Regions from separate parts of the Homo sapiens genome. Here region 1 is linked to region 2. A link is an interaction called in ENCODE POLR2A ChIA-PET data of the cell type or tissue named here. Cell type or tissue: OCI-LY7. All regions are shown on one strand. Links, peaks and the distances in the headings refer to the core of each region. The heading gives the core; the rest is flanking DNA. Region 1 overlaps ASTN2 (astrotactin 2). Region 2 has its middle 11 kb from the start of TLR4.

What was found. ChIA-PET counts read pairs that join two places held together with the same protein. Peaks named below come from ENCODE experiments on the same cell type or tissue, not always from the same donor. Only the 100,000 strongest peaks of a DNase experiment are listed, where the experiment ranks them.
Region 1: POLR2A ChIA-PET joins it to region 2 with 5 read pairs; 1 of 35 experiments calls an interaction of 5 or more read pairs at or near these places.

What each region holds. Positions count from the first base shown.
Region 1 is chr9:116,858,491-116,868,890 of GRCh38, reverse strand. ASTN2 (astrotactin 2) reads left to right here. Exons shown (of 23, transcript NM_001365068.1): 11 at 5,158-5,308. Among named protein-coding and RNA genes, the nearest start is that of TRIM32, 180 kb to the right of the region's middle. In OCI-LY7, for the core only: CTCF peaks have their summits at 7,947 and 8,163 (motif pointing right); a DNase peak (open chromatin) is centred at 8,190.
Region 2 is chr9:117,687,872-117,698,271 of GRCh38, reverse strand. No RefSeq gene overlaps it. Among named protein-coding and RNA genes, the nearest start is that of TLR4, 11 kb to the left of the region's middle. RefSeq lists an enhancer at 10,368-10,400. In OCI-LY7, for the core only: no CTCF peak of the experiment used is centred there; a DNase peak (open chromatin) is centred at 5,131; H3K4me3 peaks cover 906 bases; H3K27ac peaks cover 1,295 bases.

The sequences.
Region 1 (10,400 bases), core at 4,322-8,321, 830 kb after region 2:
AAAAGGAGAGGACACACAGACACACAGGCAAGAAGGCCATATGATGATGGGGACAGAGGCAGGAGTCCTGAAACTGCCAGCCAAGGAAAGCTAAGCATGGCTGGGAGCCATGGGAGGCTCTGAAGAGGCAAGGAAGGATTCTCTCCTTGAGCCTACTGAGGGACCAGGGCTCTACCAAACCCTGATTTTGGACTTCTGGCCTTCAGAATGGCGAGAGAATAAATTTCTGTTGTTTTAAGTCACCTGATTCATGGTACTTGTTATGGCCCTTCTAGTAAACTTAAACACTATGCTTTCCCCTTCTATTCCTGCATGGATTGAGGCTATTGTGGACCACATGCATGGCCCAGGAATCAGGCTGTGGGAGGTACACAAAGAACTCTCAGGCTCTGCCCATTCTGTCCTCCTCTGCTAAGACAGAGAGATTGAACACACATTCTTACGGGCCTTACTGTTAGGAGGGCTCTGACTTGCCCAAGACACAGGGTAAGTTGTTAAAGTTTAACTCAGGACTTGAGGTCAGGCAGATTCGAGTGCACAGCCTGGCCTCACTGCATCACGCCATTGAGAACTGGAGCAAGTGACATAACTTCCCTAAGCCCCTGTTTCTCCAGCTGCACATTGGGTATAAAACTGTCATTTCTAGGGCTCTTGTGAAAATCACAGGGAATATTACAGGAAGGGAACCTTGCACCATGCTTAACACATAGCAGGTGCCCAGGAAATCCTAAATAATGAAGAGGATGTTGGTAGTTTTGGTGATTGCTGGCAAAGCTGGGATTCTCACACTGGTATCCTGATACCCCAGGGCAGTGTCTCAGTCCAGCCTGCCTCCGCCCCCAGTGCTCTTCCATTCATCTCTTTGCTGCCTCCCACTCCCCGCCCCAAGATTGGGGCAGCTCTAAGATCCCACAGACCCTAAACCCTGGGCTCCGCAAGTGAGATGAAGGATTGAGCCCCCGAGTTAAGAAAACGCCAGTGTCTGCTTTGAGTTAAGAAAACGCCAGTGTCTGCTTTAAGCTTTTTTTTCCTGTCTTGCGCTCAGATTCTTCATTCCCTAGCCTGACACAATCACTTCTCTTGACTTAGTAACGGCCCCTGTGTCAGGTCTTTGTGTTTTAAGTAATGTTCCCCTCATGTAACTGATGTTTATGCAGAATCAATCCTTTTAAAAGTGGACAGCTTTTGTATTTTTATAGCTTGAACTGTCTCTAGCTTCCAGAGAAAGGTGACATGTTTTTGCTTGTTTTTCACTTCCCTTTCCTTGTTTCTTTGTTGTTGTCTGTCTCTGCTCTCCATGGCTCTGTGTTTTCTTTCCTTTTTTTTTTTTTTTTTTTTTTTGAGACAGAGTCTCGCTCTGTCGCCCAGGCTGGAGTGCAGTGGCGCGATCTTGGCTCACTGCAAGCTCCGCCTCCCGGGTTCACGCCATTATCCTGCCTCAGCCTCCCAAGTAGCTGGGACTACAGGCACCCGCCACCACGCCCAGCTAATTTTTTGTATTTTTAGTAGAGATGGGTGTGTTTTCTTTCTTACTCAGTGTCTTTCTCTTCCCTTTCATTCTGTCTTTCTGCATTTGTCTCCTCCTGCTCTCTTTTCTCACTCTCCCTCCCACCTTCTCTCCCTCTCCTCGGCACACTTACACATTTGTTCTGTTTACCTTGAGTATGCCTCCTCTTTTCATCTGTTTCTTATGCCTCTGTTTCTCTCTTTGCTTTCTTTTTCCAATTCTATCTTTTCATTTTTATCTTTTCACATCCTTTCTCTCCTCTATTTGCCTTTCTTTTCCTGTCTGTCTCTATGACCTGTGTCCCTCTATAACTCTCTGTCTCTCTGTCTGTCCATCTATACCTTTTAGATCCCTTTATCTGTTTCCAGGTGGCTATATGTGTTTCTGCCTCTCTGTGTCTCTTCTTTCCTTCTCAGCAGTTTCTCTACCTGTTTATCTCTTGTTCTCTCACTTTCTCAGGTCCCTCTGTCTTTTTTTTTTTTTTTTTTTTTGAGACGGAGTCTCGCTGTGTCACCTAGGCTAGAGTGCCGTGGCACGATCTCGGCTCACTGCAACCTCTGCCTCCTGGGTTCAAGCAATTCTCCTGCCTCAGCCTCCCGAGTAACTGGGATTACAGGAGCATGCCCCACACCTGGCTACTATATTGTTAGTAGAGACGAGGTTTCACCATGTTAGCCAGGATAGTCCTCATCTCCTGACCTAGCCCATCTAGGCCTCCCAAAGTGCTGGGATTACAGGTGTGAGCCACCACGCCCAGCCTGGTCCCTCTGCCTTATCTCCTCCTCTTACTTTCTGTTTCTTCTTCTCCCTTCTAGGGTATTAATATTTTAATAGGCTTAATGTCTTCCCAGGATCCTCAACTCTCTTCATGATTCAAAAGTGGCAAGTCTCCCCAGAGCTTCATTTCAGGAACTATTAATTCTTTCCTCCCATAAACCTGTCACCTCACTCCCTACAAAGTTAGGAAGCAAGGGATAATCCTGTAGCACCTCACCCTTCTCCTTTGTCCCTGTGCTGCATCCCTGAACACAAAGGATTTGGAATGGGGACCCAGAGTTGGGGAGACAGAGAGGAGTGCCCTGCTGAGGAGGTTCTTAGTAAAAGTACTCATTGGTGAAGACTGCGTCTAAGCCTTTGGGTGTTTTCTGTGTTTCATTTGAAAATGTTTACCTAGCACACTTTCCTTCCAGACTGTGCTGGGGACTAAAGAGAAATGAATAAATCTTGAGCCTTTTCCTTTAAAAGCTTATAGTCTCTCTGGGAGACTGTGAAGCTGATAATTAAGATCAATAAGTTAAAAGATTTAGCCACTATGCTCACAGGGAAAAGGAATTAATTCTAGTAGGGGGAATTAACAGAGAAGGTTTCACAAAGGCGGTAACATAAAGCTACTGTGGAGATTGGGAGTCAGGATCTTGCCTGATGTCACTGCTGTATCCCCAGCACCTAGCATTGTGCCTGGTATATGGTAAACACTCAGTAAGCTTGTACAATGAATAAATGAATGAATGAATGAATATGAAGAGTTTTCAAAGATTCTTAGGATTTCTTCACGTAAGCATTTGGAAATGGGCATCCCAGGCAGAAGGAAGAGCATGATTTGGGATTGAGAGAGGTGCCTGCAGGTACCACACACAGATCCCCTCTTCAGGGCCAGCCCACCCACCCACCAGCTGTGGCTGTCAGTGACTAGGCATTGCCTTCAGCCTCAGGGAACTGGTTTATCCTAGTATATCCCATTCCAGACAGCAGCCCCACCAATGACTGGCTACTGTGGGGATGCAAAGGCCTGGATTCCTTGCTTTAATTCAGGACATCCATAAAGGGCCTTCTCAGCTCCAGAGCTCCCTGCAGGAACAACTGATACTTTAGACCCGCACTGTAGATCAGTCTCTCTCTTTACCAAATCCTGCCTTCTTCGCTTGCCTTTTTTTTTTTTTTTTTTTTTTTTTTTTTTTTTGAGACAGTGTTTTGATCATGGCTCACTGTAGCTCAAGAGATCCTCTCACCTCAGCCTCCCGAGTAGCTGGGACCACAGGCAGGCTCCTCTAAACCCTGGTAATTTAAAAAATGTTTGTAGAGACAGGGTTTTGCCTCATTTTCTAAGCTGGTCTTGAACTCCTGGGCTCAATCAAGCCTCCTTCCTAGGCCTCCCAAAGTGCTGAGATTACAAGCATGAGCCACTATGCCCAGCCCTTCCTCACCATCTTTAGATGCATCTCCCAAGAGGGCTTGGCAATAAACCTCCTGCATGTAACTTTCCAGTTTAGAACCTGTTTTCAGAGATTCTGTGTTCAGGGAATGAGACGAGGCCTGTGCCTAGTGGATAGAGATGTGAGGAGAGGGTAAATGTGGCTGGACAGGTAACTGGGGGCAAGATTATGAAGTCCGAATGCCAGAGAAGCTAATTTATATTTCTTCTCTAAGTACTGGGAAGCTATTGATCAGAGGAGTATCTAATTAGAGCTGGGATTTACCAAGTTCACTGACAGTCAGTATGAAAGATGGGACAGAAGGGATAAGACTGGAGGCAGGAAATGAATTAGGAGTTTCAAACCTGGTCCAAGCCTGAGGTGGAGAAGAATGGGAGAAGGTATGCAAGATGGTGCAGAGACACCCCCTCTAGTGTTTGCTAGCCTCTTCCTGCTTCATGTGTGGCTGCAGGCATTTCCCTTGCTTCACAGCTCTGGGCCTCATGAGGCACAGACCAGGGAAGGATATGTGCCGCTTCTCACTGCCCATGGTGCTTCTTTAAAATCTCCTGTAAGTATGGGAATCATATACCCCAGAGCAAATGTATCTCTTATTTCGGGCCCTTTCTGCAGAAGACAGCATCAGAGGCTCCCATCTGTATCCTCCATTGTAGAGAATTCCATCTCATAAAATGTTGGCAGATCCATGGATTATGGTATCAAGTCTAGTCTTATCTTTTGAGAACCTCATTTGGGAGGAATCACGTATTTCCCTGGAATCCCATGACCTTTCCAACAACTGTTGCTGATAGTCTTGATGGAGTGACTTATACACAATAGTCTGAAAAATAAGGATCTAGGGCCCTGGAGGGTCAGACTCCTGCGTTTGTGTCTTGGCTCTGCTATTTATAGACTGTGGGATTTGGAGTCAGTCCCACAATCTTTCATGGTTTCAATTTTATATTCACAAAGTTGGAATAATAGGGATGTGCCCAATTGCAGAGTTGCTATAGGGAGCTCTGAAATCTGTAGAAACAGGTAGGATGCAAGCTAAGAGTTAGGCAGTGAGAAGAGCCTTCTCTTTGGACTCAGCTGGAAGTTAATACAAACTTCACTTCGGTCACATTGTAAGCTGCTGGCCTTCAGCAAGATACTTCACCTTGCTAAGCCTAGTTCCCTTACGGTAAAGTGCACATCTCATGACTACCTCCAAGAATCATAAGTATTAATAAAATAAAGAGTATAGAGTTCTAGGTCCATTTCTCTGTATCACAACTTGACAAGCACCGTGTCATATGATGGTATACCTGTTGTTGTTTCCTTTTTATAATATTGATTATTATTGTTTTCCTGATTATAAGTAAGTTATGGTTTCAAATGTAATGAATTCACATTATTATTTTTTTAATCTAAGGATCCAAATGTCTCTGGGGTTTAACCATCCCCTTTCTCTCCAAGGGAAGAAGCGATGCTGTCCACATACTTTGAAACCATCAATGACCTGCTGTCTTCCTTCGGGCCAGTTCGTGACTGCTCTCGGAACAATGGGGGCTGCACTCGCAACTTCAAGTGTGTGTCTGACCGGCAGGTGGATTCCTCGGGATGTGTGGTAAGTGCCCATTGGCCCGGGAACATGGCAGTGGCCCAGGGGCTAAGGCCACCTGCTAGAAGCCCTGCCCTGCGAGGGAACGCTGGTAAGGAGGATCATATCCACACTACCCTTATCTGCCTCTGCGGCCTTCAGTATGCCAGCCTACCTTGGTTTCCTCACCTGTAAAGTGAGATCATTAAACCTACCTCTTGGAATTGTTGGAAGAATGAAACAAGATATTATAACTTAAGTGCCCACCACACAATAGGTCTTAGAGAACTTCTGACCTTCAGAAGCTTACAGTCCATTTGAGAGTAAGACAGGGCATGCCTTACCTCTGTGAATACAATAGTAGGCGGGATGTCAATGAGGTGTAACTAGTATGGACAGGTGCTTTGGTGTGGTCCGGAAGAGAAAGTTTCAGCTGGGACCTCAGTTTCGTAGAAGGCTTCCTTGGGACGTTGGCTTTTGGCTTTGGCTTTGGCTTCAAAAGATGAGTCAACTTACATTAGGGAAAGAGCGGAGACAGCCAAGCAAAGACATGAAGGAAGGGAGAGGCAGCCTTGTTTGCTTGGAATTTTAGTATCTAGCGTGGGACAAGGTCACACAAGAAGATGCGGGAGGGTTCCTGTTGCTTTAGAAGGGTGTGCCAAAACTGATGGTTTTATAAGAATGACCTAAGATACAGGGTTCTACCTCTAGAAGCTTTTATTCTAGAGAGGAGATTAGGTCCCGGGAGCCTGACTTTTTAACGTGTATGTGTGTGTGTGTGTGTGTGTGTGTGTGTGTGTGTATTTGTGTGTGTTGGGGTATCTTGAAAATACACTTGGGAAACATTGCCACATAGGCTAAACTCAGCCTGGCATTCAATGCTCTTCTTTCTGTGGTCCCTTTTCAGTTTCTCCAGCCACATCTCTTATCGCTTCATTTCAATCTACACTACAGCCTAATGGAGCTGATTAGATGGAGTTCTATGAACTTGCCTGCATGTTTCATGCCTCAGAACCTTTTCTTGTACCTTCTCTCTGCCTAGAAAGAATTGCTTTCGAAGTCTATGAAGCAAACAAGTGAACATCTTTCCAGAGACATCTCCTTTATGAAGCCTTTTCCCTCCCCGCAGGTGACCCTCTTTTCCATACAGTATCTTTACTGTATGCTGTACTTAGCTTTATTAAGTCACCTGTGACACGTTATAGCACAGACTGGTTTTTCAGTTTATGTTTCTTAAAAAACTGAGGGAGAACCCAGGGAATCTGTTGATTCGGCTCAACACCCCAGAAGTACCCATCTCAGTAAATAAAGAAAAAAGAAAGAAGAAGGGAAGGATAGAACCAGGGATAGGAATCCTGCTCTGGACTAGGCTCTCTGAACAAGACCCAAGGGAGACAGAACACACACTTGGCCCTTAGTGCAGCTACACACCAGCTGAGAAACAGACAAAGGTCAGGAGATCAATACGAAGAAGCTTCTAGAATGAAATAATGCAATGAAACTATATCTGAGACTCAAAGATTAATAGCTCTTCAGATGTGAATGGGCAATTAGAAATTTTAGTGATTAGAATTCTCAGGATTACAAGTGATAGAAACTAAACTCAAACTAGTATAGGCAAAAAAAAAAAAAAAAAGAAGAAGGAAATGCATTGGCTTAAGTGGAAGTCTGGAGAAAATTGGATTGAAGGACTCAAGCAATGTCATTGGAATCCCCCTCCTTATCTTAGCTCTGCTTTCCTTAGCACTGTGCCATTCTTGGGCCAGCTGCAGGCTGGATGCAAGTCCTACAGGACAAAAACACTTCTTTCCTAGTACCTCCAACTACTGTCACCAGATTCCTTCTCATTGTGCCAACTTGGTTCTCATGCCCATTTATCCCTGCACCAATTGCTGGTCAGGGGGATTAACTGGGCTCATCCCAGAGACAGCCATGCTTGGAGCTTGCACCAGGAGGCAGCTACACCTGAAATGCATGGCCCTGAGATGGGGGAAGGCATAGACTCTCAAGAAAAACTGGGGTGCTGGCAACAGGAGTTGTAGATGCTAGATTGATATACATCAACAGCTGTCTGCCTCAGACCATTGAAACCTAACCCTTCATATAGCACATTGGAAAAGTGCTAGTTGGGGAGAGGAGGATTTGCTGAAGTCTGAAACCCAGCCAGTGGACAAACAGCTCAAAAGGATGTTCTGTGTTGTGTCCAGAATGTAAGGCTGACCTTTTTCAAAGGATTAAGTTGTCTGCCTCTTTCCTCTTTTCCATTAGTTCTCTTTTCTCAAATTAATTAAGCTCCTTCTCTTTTAGGATAGATATCCCATAGGAATGAAACCTCAAATACAGAGGAGTGTGTGTGTGTGTGTGTGTGTGTGTGTGTGTGTGTGTGTGTGTGTGTAGCTTGGGCTTGTCTCTCTTTGTCTTTTATTCATATAAACTGGAAAAATTAAAAGAGAGAGAAAGAGAAAGAACATTCATTCCCTAGGGGATAAGAGAAGATTCAACGGTCTGATGAAGTTGTCAAAGACCCTCCTCTCTAGATTGAGGATGTAATTTTAAAACCACTACTTCAAGGTTCAATGGATGTAAGGCAAGCTCCTCTCTGTGCTTCAGAATAGACAGGGAAATACCACGTTTATGCTGAGATTTTAAATCCCTTTCATTTCTCTGTAGACTCTCCATCATGTCTGTAAAGAGAAACTTCTTCTCATAGCTCACCTTCTAAGACATTCCTTCAGGTATTACATGATAATTCCTTATATTTTTAGAATACTTTAGCATTCTCAAAGCATGTCTACAAGCTAAGAGCTCATCCTCACAACAAACCTGGGCAGTAGATTCCCTCAGGAATGTGGAAACAGGCTCAGGAAGCAGAGTGACTTTCCAAGGTCTTACCACCAGGTGGCAGGGTGGAGGACCAAGACCATGTCTCACTATCAGTCCTTCTGCCAGGGCCACTTTGGCTTGCTTTCCCACACTGGGAGCTGAGATGAGTTCTCGTTGAAGAATCATGGAAAGGAGGCTGGGCTGAGTGAATTGGGCTAAAGCCTGGATTTAGGCATTAGAATGACCATAGCTTTGGAGTCTATGTTGACTTCATTAGCATCAGTTTCTTAATCTTTCAAAAGGAAGCAACAGTACTTACAGATTTTTCTAAAAACAAAAACAAAAAACTGAAAGAGCTCAAAGAATATAACTGGCAATGATTTGGGATTTACAAAGTACCATTTATGAGTGAGATAAGGAGACCACATTACTGATATTTGTATGTAGTGGATATATTTGGGGCCACACAAATTTAGGAGCACAGCGTATCTAATGTTCTATTACGTTTCTGTAACTGAATTTCATTTCATTTCTGTTCCATTGTTAGTGGAAACTTAACTCTAGTCAATTTCAGTTTTTTTTCTGCCTCCCACCTCTTAACTGAACATTTTAGCTCAAAGGGCCAATGTACCTGTAAGGCCTAGGAGCTAAGGGCATGTTTGATGCTGGGCCATCACTTTTTAATCTGGTACCTGCTGCATCACTTGGCCCTTGTCCATCACTCTCCTTCCTCTCCATTCCCACCTGACTCACAGGTGTGTAGTACAGCTGCTGCCTCATCCACTTTATTCCACCACAAGGTCATTTAAGGCCAGCTGGCTCTGTGCGTCAGCTAGTTTTTCCAGCCTCCAGAGGGCCTGAGAAATGTCCAACAGTTCCACCTGGAGGATCTGAGGAAAGCTGTCTAGAGCTCTTTTGATCTAGACATGCCAGGAAAGGATCTGTAGTTGGCTGTTTTCACAGTGGGGAGGATCACTCACCATGCTTGCTGTCAACCTGTGCTATATAGCAAGTGACGCCCAGAACCCCTTTGCCTTCATAGCCCTCAAACCCACCTGATATTCTGCACCCCCTCATCCCCTTCATACACTCATGGGCGTAGCCTGGTAAGGATAGAGGATGGGACCCCTTTTAGAACACTCATTAGCATTTTCTAGATTACTTTGTTTGACTTCCAACATTCCTGTCTTCCACCAGCTCAGATGACCTTTACTTCTTTGTGGATACAAGGGAAGGTAATTCTCTAACAGATCACAGATGCTTCTATTGCTTTATTATTGTCATTATAATGATGATTATTATTTTACCTTCTAAAATAGCTCTACCTTCTAGACCTCAACTTTTGAAACACAAGATTTAAAAAATCTGACATATTTTTGCTCAGCTTTCTGGTTCTGCTGTGGTAACCTTCCCTTTGGATAATATGTTTCTCATATAGGTAATTGGCCAATTGGAGGATGGCCATAAGATGTGTAGTAGGCAAAATAATGGCCCCTGCAAAGATGTCCACATCCTAATTCCCAGAACCTGTGACTGGTATGTTACCTTTCATGACAGAACCAGGATTTAAATTTGCGTAAGGAATTAAGATGACTAATTAGCTGACCTTAAAAGAGCGAGAATATCTTGAATTATCAGAGTGTGCTCAGGAAAGCAGAGGAGTGGGGTAGAGAGAGGCAGCGTTGCCAGCTGTGAAGTTGGAGGAAGAGAGTTACATGCTAAGGAAGAGAAGTGGTGTTTAGAAGCTGGAAAAGCAAAGAGAAAGACTTACCTCTGGAACCTCCAGAAAGGAATGCAACCCTGCCAACACCTAAATTTTAGCCCATTGAGACCCAAGTTAGACTTTTAAATTGTAGAACTGTGAGATAATAAATTTGCGTTACTTTAAACCACCAATTGCATAGTAATTTGCTACAATAGCAATAAAATACTGATAACAGGTAAAAGATCATATGAGGAGGGTGATACAGTAAATAATATATAAATAATTATGCTATTATTTTTGTTTTCAGTTATTTCCAAGGAGACCATATCCCTTGACCAGTGATAGAGGAAGTAACAGTGAATGAAACATCAGAAAAGAGAGGGAGCCTGTGTTCCCCTTCAGTGTTCCAAGAGTGAAAAATTGTTGTATATTAGAAATGTTATAAATCTGACAAACATAATGATGTCAGCAAGGCACAGTTTGAAATGTAAGCTATGGGTCCATTTATTCTGTGTGGCAGTATAAACACTGCAAAATTTTAATCAAGATAGAGAATAAAAACAAAGAAAACTGTAAGCACTTAATCACAGC
Region 2 (10,400 bases), core at 2,842-6,841:
ATAATGAGAACAGCAGCATGGGGGTAACTGCCCCCATGATTCAATTACCTCCCACCAGGTCCCTCCCACGATATACGTGGCGATTATGGCAACTACAATTCAAGATGAGATTTGGGTTGGGGCACAGCCAAACCAAATCTGAAGGCTATACTTTAAAATATTTCATTATCCTTTTTACTTTCTGGCATCATCATTTTTTGTGGGTGTCACTAATTTTTAACATCATTGAGTTTCCTTAAACCATACAACAAAAATAACACTATGGCCTAATTAATAATATTATCTGAGGGGTAAATGAGATCTTGTGTGTGGATGTATTTGTAAATGTTACAACTTTACACAAATGTTGACCATAATTCATTCATTTATTTATACACCAAATATGTATGGATGGTTAACATTTTGCCAGGCACTGTTCTGGGCAGAAGACTACAACAGTGAAGAAAGCAGTCCCTCTCACTCAAGTTGAATGTATATTCTAATTAGTAGAGAGATGATAATAATTATAAATAAGTGCATTATATAGTAGGTCCGAAGATGTTAGGATCTATAGACAAAAATTTAAGAGAGTGAGGGGAATGAAGAGTGGTGTGTGGTATTGGAGTTTTATTTATTTATGTATTTATTTTCTCTCTATTTATTTATTTATCTCTTTATTTATGTGGGTTCATAGTAGGTGTATATACTTATGGGGTATATGAGATGTTTGATACAGGCATTCAATGTGAAATAAACACATCATGAACAATGGGGTATCTATCCCCTCAAGTCCTATTGTCTGAGTTACAAACAATCTAGTTACACTCAAATTATTTCAACATGTACAATTGAGCTATTATTGACTTTAGTCATCCTATTGTGCTATCAAATATAGGACAATCAGTGTGGGTCTTTTTGAGAAAGTGATATTTTGAGCCAATTCTGGAAGGAGTCCCTGGCTATGCAGATACTTTGGAGAGAAACACCCCAGTTAGAATAGTAGTTCTCAACTGGAAATGATTTTGCCCCAGGGGGCATGTTGCAATCTCTTGAGACATTTGTGTTTGTCGTAACTTGGGGGTTGGAGGTGTTGCTGCTGGTATCCACTGAGTAGAGGCCAGGGATGCTGCTAAACATCTCACTATGTGCTAGATCCAGGACAGTCCCCCAGCCTAAAATATCAGTAGTGCCAAGGTTGAGAAGCCCTGAGTTAGAAGGATAAGCCAGTCCAAAGATCCAGAGACAGGAAGTGCTAGAACCAACCAGTGTAGAGAGGCACACGTTGCCAGGTAGATTACTTAGGGCATTGTAGGACATTGTTAAGACTTTGCATCTTAGTGATACATGCCCAACGTCTCCAAGTAGGCATTTGTCACCTTTTCTTCAGTCCTCCCACAGCAACCATCTCTCATGTTCAAGAGGGATTATCTTTCTTTCCCACTAGGCTTTTAGCCCCCTTATGACAGAAGCCAAATCTAGTGCATCTCTGTACACCCTATGCCTATCACAGTGCCCAGTAATACCTAGGAGAAGTTTAATGCATGTTAGTTGTATCAGTGATTGTGAAGATAACTCCTGGTAATAGTCTCAATTGACTTGGGTCTTATTTCATATACAGGCTAATAAGATCCAAGTGAGGACAGATTGGATCTGTTACATTCAGAGTTGTAGCTAGTGTTTGTTTGTTATCAGTACATGATAAGTGCTCAATTAACATTAAATGAATGCAGGAATTAGTAGATTATATGTAATCAGCCATTTTTTTTGATGACTGGTCAATCACATTTCTCCTCTTTTTAGCAACTTCCACTGAGAAAAAGAAGGAAAAATCTAAAAGGAATTTATTCTGTCTTTTTCTAGAAGACAACCTGTGATGAAATACTTTGAGCTGGTATCTGACACAATCCTAGGCTAGACTTGCAAGTCACCTTATAACACATCACTGTGGACAGCACATGCTTGCGTAACCCAGAGGTGTATGACATGTGTTTTTGGAAGGAATGGGGTCAGGGCATGAGTAACTTACATTACTTGTCAAGTAGCTGGTTTATTCTACAATTACTCTTCTTTTCTTCTACCTTCCATTCTGGAGAAGTCTATGAATCTGGAAGTAATCGGACTGGGAAATGATGGACAAATATGCAAGTTGGGCAAATACACATGGAGCACAGAAAAGTATCTAGTGTGCAATTTCCTTGAGGTTCAAAAGATATATTCCAATCTATACATAGTCCAAAGAATGGTGCAGGATTCACAGCAACATCCCTAATAAAATTAACTTTTTTTTCATTGATCCTCGGGATGTCCTCAGCTTTATCCTTAGCTTTTGTGAGAGACCTCATGTGAGCTACTTCTTCTGCTACAGAATTGTGTTCCTCTCAGACTCTGCTCCTTACTTGCTGTCTCCCACCCCGACAGACTTTTGATCCTTAACTCTTCTTTTCCTTCTGAAGTATAGGCATTCTATTAGCCACAAACTTCAACATGAGTTGTTAGTTATTCTCTGCTTGGCTTGGTGTTGTTAATGGGTAGAAAGACAAAGAATCTACAAATTCTAAGGAGTAGTGGATGATGTTAAGAGGCTGCCTTGGTAGAATGACCACCAGGTGAGCAGAAAAATTAAAGTAAACTAAAAGATGGGGTGCTTACTGAAGGTGAAACTCTTCCACCAAAATTTTTGTATTTTATGCTGTATGAGTACCTGCCTCCTCTCTTTCTTTGAGTCAACATTTAAATTTTAAAAAAAGAAAAAGAAAAAACCCTCCTAGTGCCTTGGTATTAGAAGGTTGGAGCTCTAGTGAGAAGGAAGATACAGAGATAAAGATAAAAAATAAAAGGTTAGATGTGACATTATGGGAAGGAATTGCATTCAGGGTAACATAAAAGTATGTTGAGAGTACTAAACATAAATATGCTTCAATTTTGACTCTGCCCTTTTGATTTATGCCAAAGCAACCATATCTTTTTCCTTTAGCTCCTCTAGAGCTCAGACTAAATGTCCAGTGAATGCTTCCATAAACTAATATTCTCAATGACATGGCATGGAATAATAACTGAAATTCATGGACTCTGCATTAGATTGGAAATCTTGGCTTCTGGTACTTGCTCCATCACTTCCTAGCTGTGTGACTTCAAATAATCACTTAACTTTATAAGCTTTAGTTTCCTTCTCTGTACTAGTTGCAAGGAGAAAATGAGATTATATAGGCTAAGATTATGGTAATTTTAAGATGTGTTTAGTCTATGTTAATGCTTAATATAGACTTCTCATTACTCATGTAAAAGTAATTTTACATTACTCTCATTACTCATGTAAAAATAATATCCACCGTATCTTTCTGATCACAAACTATTTATTCTAGGTTGGTTTCTTAACATCCTACATCTTTTAGTCAGTTGGAGGTTTCCATGACAAGAAAATGCACAGCAAACAGCTGATAAAACTCCTGTTCCTTTGTATGTTGGAGTTTACTTTCAACACAACATAAATAAGTACATATCACCTTAAGCAGGGTTCCTGATATTGAGTATGGAAAGGGGTGGTGACCTAGGGCAGTAATCCCCAATCTTCTGGGCATCAGGGACCAGTTTCGTGGAAGACGAATTTTTTCCGTGTTGGTTTCAGGATGAAACTGTTCCACCTCAGATCATCAGACATTAGATTTTCATAAGGAGTGCAACACCTAGATCCCTCGCATGTACAGTTCACAATAGGGTTCACGCTTCTGTAAAATCTAACGCCACTGCTGATCTGACAGGAGGTGGAGCTCAGGCAATAATGCTCTCTTGCCCACCACTCACCTCCTGCTGCGTGGCTTGGTTCCTAACAGGCCACAGACTGGTACCAGTCTACGGCCCAGGTACTGGGGACCTCTGACTAAGGGTGTTTGGAAAAAACAAAAAACAAAATTTATCCTCCTTGTCTTCAGGCTCACCTCAAAGTCCATCTCCTCTATAGAGTCTTCCCGTTCCTTCTAAAAAGCATCATCTACTCCCAGTCTCACACACTCATGCATACCAAGTAAAAGTTATCTTGCTTTTCTTTAGAAATATGGTCCTGGGTCTTATGCATACTCTTCTGTATTGAAGGGCATTTTATCACAGCTCATATTCCCCCCAAATCAGGAATTCCCTCAGGATATGAACTTTGCCTTGCACATATATGTAATCTACATAGCATGTCACCTTGTAGTAAAAATAGACTAAAGGAAGGAAGAATGAAAGGAAGGAAGGAAGGAATAAAGAATGGAACGAAAGAAGAGAGAGAAAGGAAGGGAGGAAGAGACTAAAATGAATGAATGAATTTGATAGCAGGATACATTTTGAAATGTAAATATTGGGAAACTATATATAACACAACTTCCCCAAACAAAATAAAATGATTTGACCCTATAATAAAGTACAATGTGAAGCACAAGAATGATGCAACTAGAAGAAAAATAAATCCTCATTCTCTAGGAGCTTAAGTGAACACTCTCCCCATTTTCTTCTTCTGAGGTGATCTGGACGCCATTATCAAGGCTGCACAGTGAAGCCCATAGGCCCAGCTGCCTTGGAGCTTCCCAATAGGCATTTGTGTCATTTCCACCAATCACAAACATTCGCTTTGTCCCAGCCCAACTGAGGAGCACATGCCAGGGGACTGGCCATTCTAAAATCTCCCTTCTGTTCTCGAAAAGTGGTTTCCACAGAGGTAGTTTATTCGTATCCAAATCCCTCACCTTTAAATGTGCTGAAAAGTGAGTTTGAAATTAGACTCAGAGCCATATGGCAAAGCTGAGGGCAACATATGGTTGCAGAATGCTCAATGCTGATCTATAGAATCTTTATGTGTGACTTCCATCTCTCTTTACACAGGAGGCAATGGTAAGATTGGAATTCTGTATTTTGAACTGCCCTGTCCTTCATGTGGGAAAATGAAACTCATAATTCAGCATTCCTGATCAACTTATTTTAGGTTTTTTGGTCATGGTGGGTGTGGGGTGCAAAGGAATATCTGTACTCCTACTTATGATCAACAGTATGTAAACTGTTAAAAGATTCAGTCTGTGAACTGGAAGTATAATGTGTCCAATAAAAATGTGAGTTTATGTCAGCTGGACTAGGTCTCCCCTACAGATTTCAGTCATGCCCCTGTGAACTGCAGGTGCAGACAAATCAGCCCCATGCAAACAGGGAGCATACTGTGCTACGGGTAACACAATGAGATGATAAGGAGAGAGATGGGTTCTGCGGTCAAAACATGAAAACTGACTTTATTAACAAGCTGAAAAGTCTGAAGAGAAGGGCATTATAAAAGAAAAGTGGTAAATCATGTATAAGAAATCAAAGAGAAAAAAAACAGATGCACAGGGAAGTAGACAATTGAGAACATAGCTCTGAAAATGCTAGTCCACAGCATGTCCTGCCCACCTCACTCCACTATCAATATCACCATTACTGCAAAGACAAAGAATAATATCATTATTAAGTCAGATGCCAGGAAACTTGGCTGGGTCAATTGGTACGGGTTTGACCATGTTCTACCATTATATGGAATCAAATTGCCAAGAACGGAAGCTCTTCTTGCCATGAGGCTAAAGAAATCACTTTAAAAAATGTGAAAACTAAAACCTGGATATACACATGCACTTTTTCATATAGCTAAATCCAGTAAAGCTGGAATTCAAACTCAGTTTTTAAAAAAAATTCCAGTTTTATCATTACACTGTACCATCAGACAAATCAACAAATAATTAAGCAATGGGGAAACCTTTAATGGGGAAAGCCATCACAAAATACCCTAGGAAAGGACACACACGGAGAGAAAACGGTCTAAGACATCTGAAATACAGCAAATCAATGTGATTCTTATCATTATAACTATTGCCAACATTGAGGTCCAGTGCTTATATAAGTCAGGGAGTCACTTTGATAATGATATATCACTAAACTGTCACTGATGTCCTAAACAGCTATTGAAATTTACAACTTACTAACTTAAAGTGTACAATTCAATGGTGTTTATTATATTCATTCATATGTTCAACTATAACCACAGCCACCTTTAAAGCATTTTCATCACCATAAAAAGATACCCCTAACCCTTTAACTCTCACTCACTTCCACTGTGATAATGGAAGGATCTCATTATCACAGCCCTAAGCAAACATTAATCTACTTTCTTTCTATATAAATTTGCCTATTCTGTATATTTTACATAGATAGAATCATATAATGTGTGGCATTTTGTGACTGGCTTCTTTATGTGGCATAATATTTTTAAGGTTCATCTGTGTTATATTAATAGTATGCATAAGTTACTTCATTCTTTTTTACAGCTGAATAATATTTCACTATATGCATATACTAGAGTTTATTTATCCTTTCACTAAGTGATGAATATTTGATTTCTTTTCACCTTTTGGCTATTATGAACAATACCGATACAACATTTGTGAATACGTTTTCGTGTGGGCATGTTTTCATTTGTCTTGGATATACACCTAGGAGTGGAACTGCAGAGTAATATTGTAACTCTGTTTAATCACTTGAGAAACTTTTAGACTGTCTTCCAAAGTGACTGCCCTATTTTACACTACTAGCAGCAATGTATCAAGGTTCCAACTTCTGCAACCTCATCAATGCTTGCTATTGTCTGTTTATATCTATTGTACTGGATATAAAGTGGTATCTCATTGTTTTGATTTTCATTTTCCTGATGACTAATGATGCCAGGAATCTTTGCAAGTTTTTATTGGCCATTTGTATATTTTCTTTGGATAAATGTCCATTCAATTTCACTGTCCATTTTCTAATTGAGTTATTTGTTGTTTTATTATCAAGTTAGAAGTATTCTATATATATTCTGGATACTCATTTCTTATGAGATATATGATTTGTGAATATTTTATCCCATTCTGTGAGTTGTCTTCACTATTTTGATTGTGTCCTCTGAAACAAATGCTTTTAACTTTTGATTTCCAAATTATCTCTTGTTTCTCTTGTTGTTCTTGATATAATGCTTTTGGAATTTTATCTAAGAATCCATCACTAAATCTGAGGTAACAAGGATTTATCACTATGTTTTCTTATAAAAGTTTTCTAGCCATAGATCCTACATTTAGATCTTTCATTCATTTTGAGTTAATTTTTGCACATAGTGTGGTGTAAGAAATCATTTTGCATGTGACTATCGAGTTTCCCAGCATCATTTGTGAAAAGACTATTGCTTTCCTACTGAATGATATTGGCACCCTGGCTGAAAAGCAGTTGACCATAGACACATAGACTTATCTCTGAACTCTCAATTTTGTAATATTTATCTACTTGTCTACCCTTATGCCAATACCACACTGTCTTGATTACTTTTGCTTTGCAGTAAGTTTTGAATTCTAGAAATGTCAGCTATTCAAATATATTCTTCTTTTTCAGGTTGTTTTGGGTCTCCTAAGTCTCTTGAAATCCCATGTGAATTTTAGAATTAGTTTGTTAATTTCTACAAAGAAGCCAGCTAGAATTTTGATAGGTATTGCATTGAACCTGTAGATTGATTTGGGAAATCTTATGATTTTAACAATTTTACGTCTTACAATCCATGAACATAAGGTATTTTCTATTCATTTAGATGTTCTTTAATTTCTTTCAATGATATTTTACAGTTTTCAGAGTATAAGTTTTGTACTTATACTTTTAAAATGTATACTTATTAATATATACTTATACTTTATATTTTATTAAATTTATTATTTTTATAAAATTATAAATTGTTTTCTTAATTTCATTTTCAGACTGTTCAAGTATATAGAAATGCAATTGATTTTTATGTATAATCTTAAATTCTGCAACTCTGCTGACTCATTTACTAGTTTTAATAGTTTTTAGTGCATTCCTTAGGATCTTCTAAACATGAGATGCTATCAATTATAAATAGAGATGTCTTGACTTTATTTTTTTCAACCTGGATGTTTTTATTTCTTTTTCTTTCCCAATTATTCTGGCTAGAACCGCCAGTACAATATTGAATAGAAGTTCTAAGAACAGACATCTTTGTGTTGTTCTTGCTTATAGGGGAAAACTACTCTGTCTTTCATCATTCAATATGTTGTTGGCTGTGAGTTTCTTATAGATGACCTTTGTCAGCTAAGATAATAAATGAGAACAAGTATGTAACTATTGCTTTTGTTACAAAAACCTTCTCTTTCAATTTTTCTAGTTCTCATCACTTGTATCTGAGCTTTAGAGTTCTCATCTGGAGTCCTATACCACATTTCCTTAGCCCTGTACCACTTTCCTCCCATCTTCTACCTTCGTGCTCTTATTATCAGATATATTACATTTCTGCATATTATAGGCCCAAAATGCATTATATGCATGTTATTTTATAAAATTCCTTTTTAAGTCACTTAAGAAAAAAGAAGAAAAAAAGCTATGCATTTTTACTGGTTTTTATATTTACATAATTACCTTTTGGTGCTCTTATGTGAACTCAAATTACTGTCCGGAGTCACTTTTCAGTAGAAGAGCATCCTTTACTTACTTCCTTTCTTGTAAGTTAGGTCTGCTAATAAAAAATAAATTCTTTCAGTTTTTGTTTACTGGAAATGTCTGTATTTCCCTTTCATTTCTAAAAGATGGCTCTGTTGAATTTATGATTCTTTTTTAAAGTATTTAAATTTGGGCATTTTTATTTTTTAAGTTTTATTTTTAATTGACAATAATAATTAGATATTTGTAGGGTATGATGTGATGTTTCAATACATGTATACCTTACGGCATGATCAAATCAGGTTAATTAACATATCCATTACCTCATATATTTATTATTTTTTGTGGTAAGAACATTTAAAATCCTCTCTTTCAGCCATTTTGAAATATATCATACATTAGCTATAGTCATCATGCTGTGCAATAGATCAACAGAACATATTTCTCTTGTTTAACTGAAATTTTGTATCTTTTGACCTTTTTTTGTCTACTCCCACTCAGCCTCTAGTACCCAGCATTCTACTTTCTAATTCTATAAATTTGGCTTTTTTAGATCCTGCATATAAGTGAGATTGTACAGTATTTGTTGCTCTTTGTCTTTTTTCACTTACTATAATGTCCTCTAGGTTCATCGATGTTGCAGCCCATGGCATAATTTTCTTCTTTTTCTAGGCTACATGGTATTCCATTATTTACATGAATCACATTTTCTTAATCCCTTTGTTAATGGACACTTGAGTTGTTTCCAAATCTTGGTTATTGCAAACAATGAGTGCAGACATCTCTTCAGCACAATTTCAACTCCTTTGGATATATACCCAGAAATGGGGCTGCTCCATCATATGGTAATTGTATTTTTAGTTTTTTAAGAATCTTTCATACAGTTTTCTAAAATGGCTATACTAATTTACAATACCACCAACAGTGTACAAATGTTCCCTTTCCTCTGCATAGGATTCTTGATTAACAGGTTTTTCCTTTGAGCACTTTAAATAGTTGTTCCATTATCTTCCGGCCTCCCATTGTTTCTGATGAGAGGTATATTGTTAATCTTATGTGTGTGGCGGGGGTGGGGGGGGGGGTGATCCATTTTAAATGACAAATCATCTTTTTCTTATTGCTTTCAAACTATTTTCCTTATCTTTAGCTCACAACATTTTTACTATAATGTGTCTATCTGTGGATCTCTGCATTTATCCTACTTGAAATTTATTGAGTTTCCTAAATGTGTAGTTTTGGGGGGTTTTTTTCCAAAAAATTTGGGAAATTTTGAGTCATTTTTAAAAATATTTTTGTCTGCTCCTTTTCTTTTTTTCTCCCCTTTATGTGCTCCTGTTACATACATGTTGGTAGGCTTAATGGCGTCCTACATATGTATAAAACTCTTTTTCATTTTTCTTCAATTCTTTTTCTCTCTGTTCTTCGGAAGAAATCTTTCCTACTGATCTCTCTTCAAGTTTCTTAACTGTTTTTTCTATCTATTACAAGTTATCCTCATGCCCCTCTAGTGAATGTTCTATTTCAGTTAAACTTTTCAACTCCAGAATTTGTATTTGGCTCATTTTAATAATTTCTCTTTTTATTGATATTATTTATTTAATATTAACTTTACGTCTTTAATCATGGTTTCCTTTAGTTCTTTGAACATATTTATAATGGCCACTTTGAATACTTTATTATATCTAACATCTACTCTCCTAGGCAGCTTAGGTTGCTTTTTCTTTTTACAGTGTATGGGCCATACTTTTCTTCTTCTTCTTCTTCTTCTTTTTTTTTTTTTTCATGGTTCATTGTTTTTTTGTTGAAAACAGAATATTTCAGATAACATATTGTAGCACCTCTAGGTCTGTTACCTTTCTCATTGAATCTTATTGTAATTTGCTGGTATATTTGTTTTGTAACTGGTTGCTTTTTTTTTTTTTTTTTTAGTAAAATCTATTCATTTACTCCCACCT